3 separate regions of the Homo sapiens genome follow, and all the other regions are linked to region 1. The links are chromatin contacts, found by Hi-C or POLR2A ChIA-PET in ENCODE. All regions are on one chromosome and are shown on one strand. The core of a region is the stretch at or near the end of the contact, and the rest is flanking DNA. Distances in the headings are between cores, read along the strand shown.

What was found. A loop is a pair of places that touch in the nucleus more often than their neighbours do. ChIA-PET counts read pairs that join two places held with the same protein, here RNA polymerase II (POLR2A).
Region 2: POLR2A ChIA-PET joins it to region 1 with 12 read pairs in activated naive CD4-positive, alpha-beta T cell. The contact joins the promoter of SPTBN1-AS2 here to the enhancer-like site in region 1. POLR2A ChIA-PET finds 5 or more read pairs at or near these places in 4 of 52 experiments (OCI-LY7, activated T-cell and activated naive CD4-positive, alpha-beta T cell).
Region 3: a loop to region 1 is called in a map of Right ventricle myocardium inferior, with 2.0 times the contacts of the local background. The contact joins two enhancer-like sites. A Hi-C loop is called at or near these places in 1 of 168 maps with a recorded cell type or tissue (Right ventricle myocardium inferior). POLR2A ChIA-PET finds 5 or more read pairs at or near these places in 2 of 52 experiments (CD8-positive, alpha-beta T cell and OCI-LY7).

The regions. Positions count from the first base shown.
Region 1 is chr2:54,436,065-54,440,742 of GRCh38, forward strand. The region is part of intron 3 of LOC102724072 (a long non-coding RNA gene); the gene reads left to right. Among named protein-coding and RNA genes, the nearest start is that of SPTBN1, 18 kb to the right of the region's middle. Within about 2 kb of position 2,412, at least 7 of the 41 ENCODE cell types and tissues checked have a DNase peak (open chromatin) inside an H3K27ac peak, as active enhancers do.
Region 2 is chr2:54,677,949-54,682,626 of GRCh38, forward strand. SPTBN1-AS2 (SPTBN1 antisense RNA 2) reads right to left here and starts at 2,097. Exons shown (of 3, transcript NR_186176.1): 1 at 1,876-2,097. It overlaps LOC105374653 (a long non-coding RNA gene), which reads left to right. Exons shown (of 3, transcript XR_940104.2): 2 at 3,608-3,807.
Region 3 is chr2:54,568,473-54,573,150 of GRCh38, forward strand. All of the region lies in intron 2 of SPTBN1 (spectrin beta, non-erythrocytic 1), which reads left to right. Among named protein-coding and RNA genes, the nearest start is that of SPTBN1-AS1, 12 kb to the left of the region's middle. Within about 2 kb of position 2,664, at least 31 of the 41 ENCODE cell types and tissues checked have a DNase peak (open chromatin) inside an H3K27ac peak, as active enhancers do.

The DNA of each region.
Region 1 (4,678 bases), core at 1,162-3,661:
CTTATCTGTAGCCTATTTCTAGCTTCAGAACAATTTCTACTTCTACCTTATAATCCACCACAGCCCAGGAGTTTAAGGATCTTTTATTAAAGTATCTTCACGTAGTTTATTTTTTGAAACAAAAATTACCACTAAGAAAATATTTTTTAAAAATACTCTCCAATTATACATAGTGTACATGTGTATGTGTATAAATACATAACATATATTTTACTTTCACACAGAGGTTAAAATCAAGTCAGTGCCCTGGTCTACTCCCTATGTGGAAAGTTCAGAGAGAAGGGTCTGAACATGGCTTTTTCCTAAGTTTGTTATATTCCTTGGAACATGTTTCACAGGATGTTACTTAGGGCTCCAATTGACTGGACAAAATAATCATTACACATACAGAAAAGAAATTACTAATTTCTTTAATATAAAAATGTATCTTACAAATCAATAAGAAAAGATAACTCTATAGGAAAATAGGCAAAGGAAATATCCAGGCAGTTCAGGAAGAGGAACAAAAAGCAGGAAATCAACATGTGAAAACATACTCCACCTTGCTTGTAGTTTAAAAATTCAAATTCAAATGATGATGAGACAGAAATTTTCACTTCCAGTTGGTACAGATTTTTTCTTTTTTTTTAAGACAGAGTCTCCCTCAGTCACCCAGGCTGGAGTGCAGCAGCCTAGGATCTTGGCTTACTGCAACCTCCATCTCCCAGGTTCAAGCAATTCTCCTGCCTCAGCCTCCTGAGTAGCTGCGACTATAGGCACCCCCCACCATGCCCAGCTAATTTTTGTATATTTTCAGTAGCGATGGGGTTTCACCATGTTGGCCAGGGTGGTCTCGAGCTCCTGACTTCAGGTGATCCATCCACCTGGGCGTCCCAAAGTGCTGGGATTACCAGTGTGAGCCACCGCACTCAGTCAGATTTTTAAAAGAGGTAAAACCAGGATAAGATATGAGAAAACAGTCGTTTCATACATTGTTCATAAGTGTATAAATTGATATAATGTTTTGTGTTGGCAATGTTGCAATACTTATTAAAATTGAACCCCACATTTTACTTCTACTGTAGAAGTAATTATAGTAGTAACCTATAGAAAACATTCCCCTAAGTACACAAAGACAAATGTACATGAATGATGTACATAGTTCCTAACAGCTAAACACTGGAAACAAACCTCTGAAAAGAATTTGGTAGATCTATATGTACTTACACAGAAAGGGTTCCAAGATACAGCAACATGTAAAAAGAGCAAGTTATAAAAATGATTTAGAAAATGATTCAATTTTTGTTATATGCAGAGGAAAAAAAATCTAGTGTCATATAGACTAAAATATAAATACTAGCTATTTCTGGGGGTTGGCATTTTGGAGTACCTTCCATTTCTATCTCATGTTATTTCTGTAATATTTGATCATATACTAAGGGTAAAAGAAAAACAATTTAAAAAATAACAGTATGAACATCACTTACATAGCTTTCTTGCCAACCCCCAGAAATAGCTAGATTAGATTCAGGATCATGTTAAATCTGAAGCTAAACATGAGGAAACAACAATCAGATAAATCCAGATTGTGTGAGATGCTGCAAGATAACTAACCTGGACTCCTAAAATGTGTCAATGTCATGAAAAATGAAAAGAGTCATGGAGACTGTTCTAGATTACAAACAACTAAAGAGACCTGACAATGAAACACAATATGTGATATCTGACTGGATTCTAAATTTAGACACACATGAAAAAACATTATAAAGGACCTTCATGGAACACAACTGCATGGGTGACTCTACATGACAGAATAGTATTTCTAGGATCATATTTTGGGAAATGCTGGGATAGAAAATGTCCCTTTAACTGAAGCTTATTGTGACCCTTCATGCTAGATGTTCCTATATTTTTTTTTCTTATTTAATCCTGGTAATTTACAGAAGAAGATGATGATTTTCTATCAAACTTAAACTCTAATTATTACTCTGATTGTTGAGAGATGCCAATATATTCATTTCTAGAATATCTTACCTGGTTTATAGATTTTTCAATTAGTGCTTAGATACCAACTGTAATTTATTATCAAGTTGGGGAATTTCTGAGCTGTAGGGGATCTTAGAGGAATTGTGGGATCAACCCTTATCATTTTACAGATGAGCAAAGGAACTCCGATGGGCTATGTGACTTACAGATATTTAATTAGGAGAACCGGCTTTGGAAACCTAGCCTCCAAATTCAGTAGTCTTACCATAAAACTATTATGATTTACTTACCCTTGCTGAATGCCAGCAGTGGACAAGGCATCATAACGGCCTGCCCTAAGGCACCCTTCTGCCGGAAAGAGGCTCAACACTTGAGGAGGAATTGCATGACAATCTTCAGGGAGCAAGAGCATCCAACTCCCCGCACTTCTAATCATGCAGGCAGTCTGCCGAGTCCACGTTGCACTAAGGCATGCCCTTTGCCTGACTTGTTTGTTACATAAGAAAGCACTAGGAGTTCGAGCCAATACTCTTTTTTCTTTAAAAAAAAAAAAAAAAGACAAAAGACAAAGCAAACTGACTGCTTATGGAAGATGGATCACAAAAGAGTCCTAAGTCCTTTCCTTATCCTCCTAATAAACGTTTCCCTCACAACATATTTCCAGTAGGCCTCAATCCATCTGGTAGAATGATGGGGGAGATTAAATCATTTGTTCTTTATAAAATGTGTGTAACACTTTCTCAACTACACTAAGACTCCAGATTTATACAACCCTCATTTTATATCTCCCTCTGAGAATAACCTCCTGATTTACAGGATTTAAAGAAGTCAAAAGCCCTTCTCCCTAAAGCAATTTTCTTCACTGGCTTATACCCATTCTTTTTTTAGATGGAGTCTCTCTCTGTTGCCCAGGCTGGAGTGCAGTGGTGTGATCTCAGCTCACTGCAACTTCTGCCTCCCAGGCTCAAGCAATTCTCCCTAATTTTTGTATTTTTAGTAAAGACCGGATTTCACTATGTTGGTCAGGCTGGTCTTGAACTCCTGACCTCAGGTAATTGGTCTGCTTCGGCCTCCCAAAACGCTGTGATTACAGGCATAAGCCACCATGCCTGTCCTTATACCCACTCTTTAGGAGGCCAATGGAATGCCCCCCAATGATGATAGTAAAAGGGTGACTTCCCTTGTTGAGGGGGTAGGACAGGCACAGGGCTCTTGAGAGCACAGAGAGCCACAAAGGTGACCAAGACCAAGGTTTGTAGAGGTAAGTCCAAGTCTAAATAGCTGGAAAAGCACATGCAACCTCAAATCTGGAGACTACCAAGATTGTGGTCGTGAATCGAGGGTTTGGAATTGAATGGAAATGGGTTGGCTGCACAGACAGGTCAGGGCCAGGCAAGACTGTCTTGGAAAATAGCCCCAGATTCTAGCTGGCATGTGTCGTTTGCCATGTGTGGTTGGCAGGGTCTTGTGTCTCGAATTGGCTGATGTGGCCAGGATCAGGTGGGACCAGAAGAGCCACTGCACGATCAGTGAACTACTGTTGAGATCTCCAGGGCCTGAGTTAGGGTCTGGAGTGAAAACTGGATCCCCACATTCAGGGGGTCAGCAGGGTGTGAGGTCAAAGGTAAACCCATTGTTGGTCTAATAATCAAATTTGACAAATCAAAAGAGGAGTAAGAATCCAAGCATGAAGCCACGGAGAGCAGGCAGCCCAGGCAGCCAACCTTAGAAGTGTGTAGTGCAGGGCTGGGGTGGAGAGGGGTTGGGAGGATGCCAGGCCCAAAGAGTAGATGGTACAGCCACTTTTCATCGTGTTCCTGCTGTTCCGAATGGGGACGTATCTGTGTCATTAAAATACCACTGGACATTTGTTTACTCTGTTTCTTTGCAATTAACTGAGAGTATGAAGTAGAAAGGAGAAGTTTGCTTATGGGGAGAGTATGTTTGTGTTGACAGGAAGTCCTATGGGAGCCCTTCAGAGTTTCAAACATGCAGTCATTTTTCTGTGCCGGGGCAGGAAGAAGCAGGGGATATGGCCGAAAGGACTGCTCCTTGATTAGCCATACTGAGTTCTCCAACTGACTAGTTGGAGATCCATGGATCAGATCAGGTGCTTGCAATTTGGAGAGGGTATGTAAAGTTCCTACACTCAAGTTCTAACAGCTCAGTTCAGACACATTTATGCTTAAGCCCCAAGGAAGGGAACCAGGAAGCCCGAGTACTAGAGAAGGCTATGTTCCCAGCATGAAAGCCTGAGAAGACTGAGTGCCAACAGCACAGGGAAGAAAGAGAGAGTGAACCCCAAGGGTGCTCCCAGGCCTACTCAGAGAAGAGGGTAGATGGTGGGGTCCAGCTCACAGGATGCCAGTGTGCCCCTCTTTACCCCAGCCTCAACCACAATAGCTCAGCTTTTGTCTGTGTCACATAATGGGTTCTCTGTAACTTTCAATCGGCTTTAGATCACTTGAAAATGACCACCCTGTACCAGCAATGCCAAATGCCATCCCCATCTTAGCTCTGAGTTGGTTGCCATGTCAGACCCTCTCCTCAAGGGATTTACAATCTCTCTGGAAAGCCCAGGTTTATGCAATGGCAAAAAGGAGACAACAATATAGGATGGGTCTTAAGTGAATGCTAAGTGATATGTTACAGGCTGCAAGTGACTCAGAGTTAACAGAAAAAAAGAGATCCATTGGTTGTGGGGTATGGCAGG
Region 2 (4,678 bases), core at 847-3,346, 240 kb after region 1:
GCTGCACCCAATCACGGGGCCACGCACCCAGGGACAGTTGCACCTATATGGATTGTTTCCCAGCCAAATGATGTTCTGACCATTAACTCAGGCATCTGGGATTCCCCAAAGAAACAGATGAGTAGCATCACTTGGGGGACTTTATTTTTAAAAATAAAAATTCAGTTCCTTAAATAGGCATTTGGTGACCTCATGTTTTTTTAGTGAAACATGTTGGTAAGAGATGCAATATTTTGAACAGGAAAGACAGTATGATAAAAGCATTCTTGGGCCAGGTGTGGTAGCTCACACCTGTAATCCCAACAGTTTGGGAGGCCAAGGCGGACAGACCACTTGAGGTCAGCAGTTCAAGACCAGCCTGGCCAAAATGGCACAACACCATCTCTACTTAAAAAAAAAATTAGCTAGGCCTGGTGGTGCACGCCTGTAATACCAGCTACTTGGGTGGCTGAGGCACGAGAATCACTTGAACTTGGGAGGTGGAGGTTGCAGTGAGCTGAGATCATGCCCATGTACTCCTGCCTGGGCAACAGAGAGAGACTCTGTCTCAAAAAAAAAAAAAGCATTCTTCCTTTTTTTTTTAACTCTAACAACCCACTGGCCCACATGCCTCAAATCCTACATAGTTAAACATCACAAGTACCTATTCTGCATACAATTTTTACTTACATATGCATCATAAACATTTTGCTGTGTTTCTACAAGACTTTGTGATGCTTATTTCAAGGACTATTGGTAGTTTTCCACAAGTTGATGCAGCATCAGGCATTAAAATGCTCCCCAGATGCTGAGCATTTAGCAATAACACCATTCTCCACCAAAGAGGCTTGTGTTCCCAAAATTACAGCTCTTGGTTCTTTTTGAGAGCAGTTTTCTGGGGGCATAAACTGCCCCCTGGTATGGCTACTGCACAGACCATATTCCCCTTTAATCACGTGCCTTGGTGCAGGGTACGCATCTACTAACCACTTTCCCCTTGTGGAAATGTTCTCCCAGGGGAGTCATTCTCCTGCCCAGCCTCAGAGAGAGCCTTGATCTCAGCCGCTCTGACAGCTTCAGTCACTTTACATTTCAGGAAACTGAATATAGGTTCTAATCTCTTTGCTCTCTAAAAGCTTCTGGGGTCCTAATGCAAATTTTATCACCCCTAGTTTAACACACTGTAAGCCCACATCAATAATTTTCAAACACAAGCACACAAATAATTTTTATCTTACCAAACACCCTCCCAAGCTTCTTGGCAATTGCCAGGTCAGAAGCTAAGGACACGTTTACAGATTTTTGCTAAATATTCCTATTACTCCTTTCCAAATTACTTTCCAAACAGTGTATCCATTTAGTTACTAGCTATAAACAAAGGTACAGTCAGTCCTCACTTAAGGTTGTCAATATGTTCTTGCAATCTGAAAGTAAGTAACACCAATTTTACCACAAGCAAATTAATATTCCTATGGTTTATTTCTAGTCACAAACACATCAAAATTCTAAATAAAAACCAAAGGCCGGGCGCGGTGGCTCATGACTGTTATCCCAGCACTTTGGGAGGCCGAGGCGAGTGGATCATAAGGTCAGGAGTTCAAGACCAGCCTGACCAACATGGTGAAACCCCGTCTCTACTAAAAATACAAAAATTAGCCGGGCATGGTGGCGCATGCCTGTAGTCCCAGCTACTCAGGAGGCTGAAGCAGGAGAAACACTAGAACCTGGGAGGCAGAGGTTGCAGTGAGCCAAGATTGCACCACTGCACTCCAGCCTGGGCAACAGAGTGAGACTCCGTCTCAAAAAAAAAAAACACTTCTGATATTAACCACTGAAATAAATATGAGCTATACATACATTTAAGAAAGATAAATAAAAGCAAGTAAGATAACTTACTCAATAATAACAGTTCTCTAGGTTGCCGGAGTCTCCAGTCTCCGGTTGCTGTAGCTCATTCCAGCAGCTCAGGGCTTAAAGTAAGAACCAGCCCTGAACAGGACACTGTCACATCGCAGGGCACACTCACACACACCCCACACTCACACCAGGACCATGTAGACATGCCGGTGAACTGAACATGCACCTCTTTGAGGGGTGGGAGAAAACCAGAGCATCCAGAGCAAAACCCCTGTGGACGTGGGGAGAGCATGCAAACCACACAGACAGTGGCCCTGGCAGAGAATCAATTTTTTTCTCATCATTAAAAAAAAAAAAAAAAAGTTGAATGAAATGACATTATCTGAGGAACTGTTCTCGTTGTTGTGCTACAGAAACAATTGTTTTTGTTTTTAGTAACTATCATATGGCACCTCAAGCTGTGAGTTTCTTTGACTGCTAGCTAGGGTCAACTTTTTCTCCTGTTTTTGTCATCTTTCTTTTTTCTCTTTCTTTCTTTCTTTCTTTCTTTCTTTCTTTCTTTCTTTCTTTCTTTCTTTCTTTCTTTCCTTCCTTCCTTTCTTCCTTCCTTCCTTCCTTTCTTTCTTTTTCTTCTTTCTTCTTGCTTTTTTTTTTCCTTTTTGTTGAGATGGGGTCTTATCTGTCACCCAACCTGGGGTATAGTGGCATGATCACGGCTCACTGCAGCCTCGACCTCCCAGGCTCAATCGATCCTCCTGAGAGCTGGGACTACAGGGATGTGTCACCACTTTCTTTTTGAGTGAATTGAATTGTTCATTCATATCTGATTTACTGAGGGTTCTGAATCACAAGCCACAAAAACCAACTCTGGCTAATTTAGCAGAAAAGGAACTTATTAAGGCTCCCAGAATCTCCAGGAGGACAAGGGCACCAGGCTTAGGGCTTATACAGCCAGGAAAAATGTCCAAAGTCCAGCCTAGGGCAGGCTCCTGGAACTCGTCACTGGACTCTGACACTGCCAGGTGCCCACCATGACACCATACTGTGCGCAAACCCTGCTGTGGGAATTGCTGTCTTTGACAGCAACACGCTGCTGCAGTGACAGCTGTCCCTGCCACTGCCCTCACAGAACAGATTCTGCCAGGCTCCCCTCTGCACATGACCAGCCTCTAATTCAAAATCATGCAGGTGTACAATTGACAGATACTGGCCATGGATCTGTGCCCTTGCTGCAAGTGCAGCTGGGAAAAGACCTCATATTCTGCAGAAGGAAGGTTCTGCCCCTTGAGGTTACAGATTCTGCAAACACAGGAACAGCGTTTAAAAAGTAGCTGGCTGTGTGAATTTCCCTTTGCTGCTATACCAAATTACCACAAACTTAGTGGCTTCAAACAACATAAATTTATTATCTTACAGTTCTTCCATAAGTAAGAAGTCTGACACAAAAACTCACTGCATTAAAATCAAGGTGTTGGCAGGGCTCTTTTCCTTTTGGGATGCTCTAGAGGAAATTTCAATTCCTTGCTGTTTGCAACATTTAGAAGCTGCCCACATTCCTTGGCTCATGACCCCTTCCCCATATTCAAAGCCAGCAATAGTGATCAAGTCTTTCTCACACTGCATCACTGTTGCCATCCTCTGCCTCCTTCATCTACTTTCAAGGACCCTTGTGATTATATTGGGCCCACCTGTGTAATCCAGGATACTCTCCCTGATATGGTTTGCCTCTGTGTCCCCACTCAAATCTCGTTTTGATTTGTAATCCGCACAGGTCGAGGGAGGGAGACCGTTGGACCATGGGGGCGGTTTCTCCCATGCTGTGGTCATTGAGTTCTCAGGAAATCTGATGGTTTTGTAAGTGTTTGGAAGTTCCTCCTTGCTCCACTCTCCTGCTGACTTGTGAAAAATGTGCCTGCTTCCCCTTCCACCATGACTGTAAGTTTCCTGAGGCCTCACCAGCCATGCAGAACTGTAAGTCAATTAAACCTCTTTCCTTTATAAATAACCCAGTCTCGAGTAGCATCTTTATAGCAGTGTGAAAGCAGACTAATACAATCCCTATTTTAAGGTCAGCTGATTAGCAACTTTAATCCCCCTTTGCCATGTAATGTTAAACATATTTGTAGTTTCTGTGGATTAGGATGTGGACATCTTTGGGAGACCATTATTCTGCCTACCACAGTTGCCAAAAACAAAAAAACAATGAAGCTATCCACTGCAACATCCTTAGTCTGCTTATTTATTGGCATCACTATGATTTGCTTATAAATTGAAATGTTTTCTCCAGATTTTTACCTTTTATCAATTACACCAAATGAAATATTTCCCTCAGTCTGCTGTTTTGTTTTTGTATGAAATTTATGTTTCAGTATTAAGGTCTGTTCATTTCCTTGTGGTTTTATTTCTTCAAAACTGAGGACATGAATCTTCTTTCACAGATCTGATAACACATTTATTTTGTGCTTTTTAATACCATGTTTAAATTTAAATAAATTCTTCTGAAATTTGTTTTGATGTCTTTTATAAGGGGTACCTCTACCAATTGTTTTCCCTGATCTCTAGCCGGTTATCCTAATACTATTTACCTAATACTATTTAGTAAACAATCTCCATTTGACCTCTTTTCCTTTTTTTTTTTTTTTTTTTTGAGATGGAGTCTCGCTCTGTCGCCCAGGTTGGAGTGCAATGGCATGATCTCAGCTCACTGCAAGCTCCGCCTCCCAAGTTCAAACGATTCTTCTGTCTCAGCCTCCTGAGTAACTGCGACTATAGGTGCACACCACCACACCCAACTAATTTTTGTATTTTTAGTAGAGATGGGGTTTCACCATTTTGGCCAGGC
Region 3 (4,678 bases), core at 1,414-3,913, 130 kb after region 1:
TGAATAAACTGGATTATTTTAACTAAATATAAAAATAATCTTGAGTATAATAGTTAATTAAAGGAAGTTTAGTATTGCTCTAGAAGATTACAGGGCTTTAAAACATAGTTAACTAATTCTGAGCTTTAGAAGTAAGTCTTTTATAGAATTTGGCTGGGATTTTCCTATTTGCTAGTCCTGCAGTTCTAGAAATTTGTGAGGTAAAAAAACAGTTTCTTTTCATATTTACCCATTGATATTAATGGAGAATCACAAAAATACCCTGGGTCAGTTTCTCTAAATTATTCCAGAATTTCAGCATGATGTCCTGGGAAGTAGAAATTTATGAGTCCATACCTGTTTTATGACTTAAACCTTTTAAATACTTTAAAACTATTTTTTTCAGAAACAAAGCACAAATACTCTTCTTCAGCCACACTTCATCTTAGTAGAATGATCCTATATTAAATGAACGTTCCTGTTCTTGCAGTTGGTTAGACTTCAGTCTAGTTTCATGCACATCAAACTTACCTAGTGGTGCCTTCAGGTTTTAGCGCTAATAGTGGATTTGAAGTATGTGAAATATCTGTTACATGGTAAGTGCTCATTTCCTCTGAGTTTGTAGGTGAAACTTTAAAATTACTGGTTATTGATTGGGTAGGGGAGAAAAAACACCTGCTGAAACTTGTTGGCCGGAAGTTTTTACCCCTGGGAAGAAGAAAGGAACGGGGTGGGGGAGATAAGGGAATTCAGTTCTTGGCTGGCAACACTCCAGAACCGTCCTGATGGAAGGGTTGTGGCCAGTTGAAAGCAGCAGTACTGGAGAGGGGACTGGGGGTTGTTCTTTCAAAGGCAGGGTTGAAGGTTATTAATGGACTAAGTTAAATTTCTAGCTGTTCCTTCCTGTTACTCTAGATACTTTTTATATATTTATTATGTCACAGCAGTATTGACGCCCTGAAAAGAAAGAAAAGTGAAAGAATAGTTCACGTAAGATCCCACAAGTCCTACAAATTTTAACTTTCCAATAGTTAATATATATAAGCACACACATATACACACACGTGCAGTTTAGAAGTGTTAATATAGACGAGTTTTGTCTTGGCTTTTTATTTTTTACTTAACATCATCTTAAGCTTTTCATATGTGGTTATTTCTGTGCCTCTTACCAAATATTGGCAATTCACTTTCCAAATCAGACAATTACTTACCAGTCTGAGAGCCTGCTTCTCATCTATGGGATGAAGGTCATACAAATTCTGTGTAATGAGATTGTTGTAAGAATTAGGTGAGATTCTGTGTGGAAACTGTGTTTGGCACAGTCCCTGGTACATAATAAGGGCTCATAGGATTATTACAGATCCTAGTTAAATGGCAAGGCAGGGCCCAGCAGGGTGAGCCTTGTAAACTTGAGTGCCTCAACTCCCACCCCCACCCCCAAACCTGTTCTGGGTGTGGTTTCCTTTAGCATGTTGGGAGAGTGTTTAGTTTGCCTGAAAATGCACCCAACTGAAACCATTCCCCCCCCCCTTTAGAAAGATTAGAAGGTTCAGTCACTTGGGCCTGGTGACTTTTGATGTAGTTTGAAGGTCACAATGCTGGTTCCTCTCTCAAGTTCATAAAAGCCTCTGGAGCAGCTATTGCTGCAGCCAGCGAGCATCCAGCACTTGGTCAGAGAGCCGCCTTTGTCAGAGAGCGCTCCTGTAGCCAGACTCATATTAACTGCCCCCCATGGGTGTGTTGAATGCCTCTACTGTGTTTGCCTTTGAAAGGCCCTTCTTAGCCTTTCTCTCTCCCCCAACCCCATTTTCAAGAGGCACAAGACCTTTAAGTAGCAAATACAGTAATCACAGTAGCATGGAGACACAGGCTGGCCTATATTTGGTTTCACAAAGGCCTTGTGAAAGATCTGGCCTTAAAGTCCCTTTTTAATGCTGAAATTATGCAAGTGGAAAGTTAATTTGAGGATCACTGAGGCACGCTTTATTCATGAAGAATGTGAGCAAAACATAAATACAAAGTCTGGAGGCTCTGTTCTACGCTGGTGGCAAGGAAATTACATAGGTGGTATCTTTATTTGGCTGAATCCCCCTCCCTCCACCAAGAGTGCAACTGTGATAGAATTTTGGAGTGAGAGCTATTGTTTTAAGCACTGACTGGTTGCAGGTGTGTGTGTGCATGTTGCCTGAAACTCTCTACAAACCATAGACATGATTTTGGTGGAATTGGCGTGCCAACAGTGGTTACAGCTAAGATTGTAGAAGACCAAACATTCTGTTGGAATGTGACCTTAACATTTTGAATTATGTTTCTTAAGTAAGATAAATTTCGAAGGTCTATTTTATTTTTATCTTTATTCTTTGAAGGCCTGCTTTAAAGTTTACCGTGTCTTTGAAAGTCTAGTCTGTTGAACTCTTAAATCCCAGTGAGTTCCTATAGATTGCTAGCTTGAGTGTATAGTATTTGAGATGTGAATAAAGTCTAGTGCAAAGTGTGTTTCTTGTGCTTGAAAATGGTGCCCTGATTTCTGTTGAGGGAGACGTTTATTCCTATAAAGGTTTAAACGACTTGCTGTACAATTCAGTCTTGCAATGACAGAGAGATTACACACTATCTGCAAACAACTGCCAAGCAGATGAAATCCTGGCTGTGGGAAGTCTGCGGTGAAGAGTGGTGGGGGTGGTCAGGAGAGCAGTGGAAGGGAAGTGGCTCAGAACATTGTAGTGGTGGTTTGGCGTGCCTGTCAAGGGCTGTGGGACGTTTTCTCTCTCATTTCAGAAACAAGGGTGGTGGGAAACACATGGGCCGTGGATTTGCATAAACCAACAGTCAAATCCTAGCTCTACCAGTGACTTCACTGAGCCTCATTTTCTTCAGGGGGAAAGAATAAATAGCCCTTGGGGTGATTGTAAAGCCTAATTAGGTATGTTATAATTGTATTAAGAGGATGACGAGTTCACCGTTTGCCAGGGAGTTTTCCGGTTTTAGTGCCAAACATTCCACATCCGGGGAATCTTCCTCAGTCCCAGGCACACTGGGTGGTGAGTCCCCCAGTTATATATGAAGATACCTATTACTGTTCCCTAATTGTATGTACACACACACACACACACACACACACACATACACACACACACACACACACACACATATCTATAAATAAAGGGCTTCTGGAAGCTGGCTGCCTATTACTGTGTACCTGATACTCAGTGGGTATTTGTGAACTCCCAGGAGGATAGTGTGTTAGTGTGTTTGCGTGTATCTCTGTATTCCTTCTTAGGGATGGCATACAAATAAATGTTTCATGAATAAAGGGATGAATGAGTAGGTAAAGTAATATAAGCAGTAATGCATATGTTTTAAAGTGATTTAGCTGGTTTTCCTTCCAGGGGCCTCTTCCCTGAGAAAAGAGCCACTTAATAAATGATGTCTTGAATGAAAGAATACATCATGAAAATAATTTTGTCCATGATGTGGCTAAACTAAAACTCCAGGAAGGGCTTAGGCTGGGCCTATCTACTTTTTTTGATAAAATGAAGTTTAATATGACCCTAGTGACAACCTCCCCTCATCCCCTTAAAGCTCAAATTTAGGGAACTCTTGTGGTTGGACTCTCACATACTCCCTAGGACTCTGCTGGGTGCTGGGGAATTTACTAAACTTTGGTGAGGAGAAGAGGAGAGGAGAGGGAAGCCACGGTACTAAGGTACTTAGGGAGACAGAAACAGTTCCCCTAGAAATTAGACATCACATTGTCTTTTTCCCCCCTTTCTTTTGAATGAGATGGGGCAAGAATATTTGGACCAGGATAAAGTTTTAAGATGCATTTACACTAATGTAATCAGGTTACATAGCAAAAAAATGTTAAAAATGTACCCTGGGAAATTGAAATCTATCCATTCTTCTAGGTGTGGCAGCTTATTCAGATTTTTATGTTGTGTGACCATAAAACGAACACAGCTTTTCTAACCGCGAGTGTCTTTGTTTACAGAGATAACAGTGTGAGTAATGCTTTGCTAGAAGCCAGGCAGTTAAATCACACTCTGAGCAAATAGAGGCTGGGCTTCAGAAACTTAGATAGCACACGAATGTGCAAACTTGGTCTTTTAAACTGAAGACATATCTGAAAGAAAACTGCTTTTGGCCCATGAACTACTTTCCCAGCCCTTTGTGCCTCCCAATCTCTGCCCCCCTTTACAAAAAATCTTTGTTTTTCCTCTACAAATATACATATATGATTTCAATTTGGAGGTGGGATGTTATTTTTTTCACTTGAAACACAAGGAAGCAATTTTTAAAAGTCATACTCGTTCAGCAGTGGGCTTGACTGTAGCCAGTTTGACTAGGAGTTCTTGGCTACAGAACCATACACTTGCAGTCTTTATCAGGGTAGTAAATTCAGATGGGTTTTTGGAAAGGGAGAGGGCTGGAGTTGAGGGAAGGGCACTAGAGCAGTGTGACCCACGGCCCAGGAGCAGTGTGAGTGGGAAGGGGCTCTAGAAGCTGACTGCCTTTGTGTTTGCCACAGCGTGCTGGGAATCAGATGAGAAGGCGGGCCCAGACCCCACCAGATACTCATCTCAGCCATTGTTGTCATTAAATGACTCTGAAATGACCTTTCTTACCTCAGTTTCCTGTGAGCTCATAGTTGTCTGCAGATGTGAATTATGTCATTGATCTTTGCTCCCTCTTTGCTTAT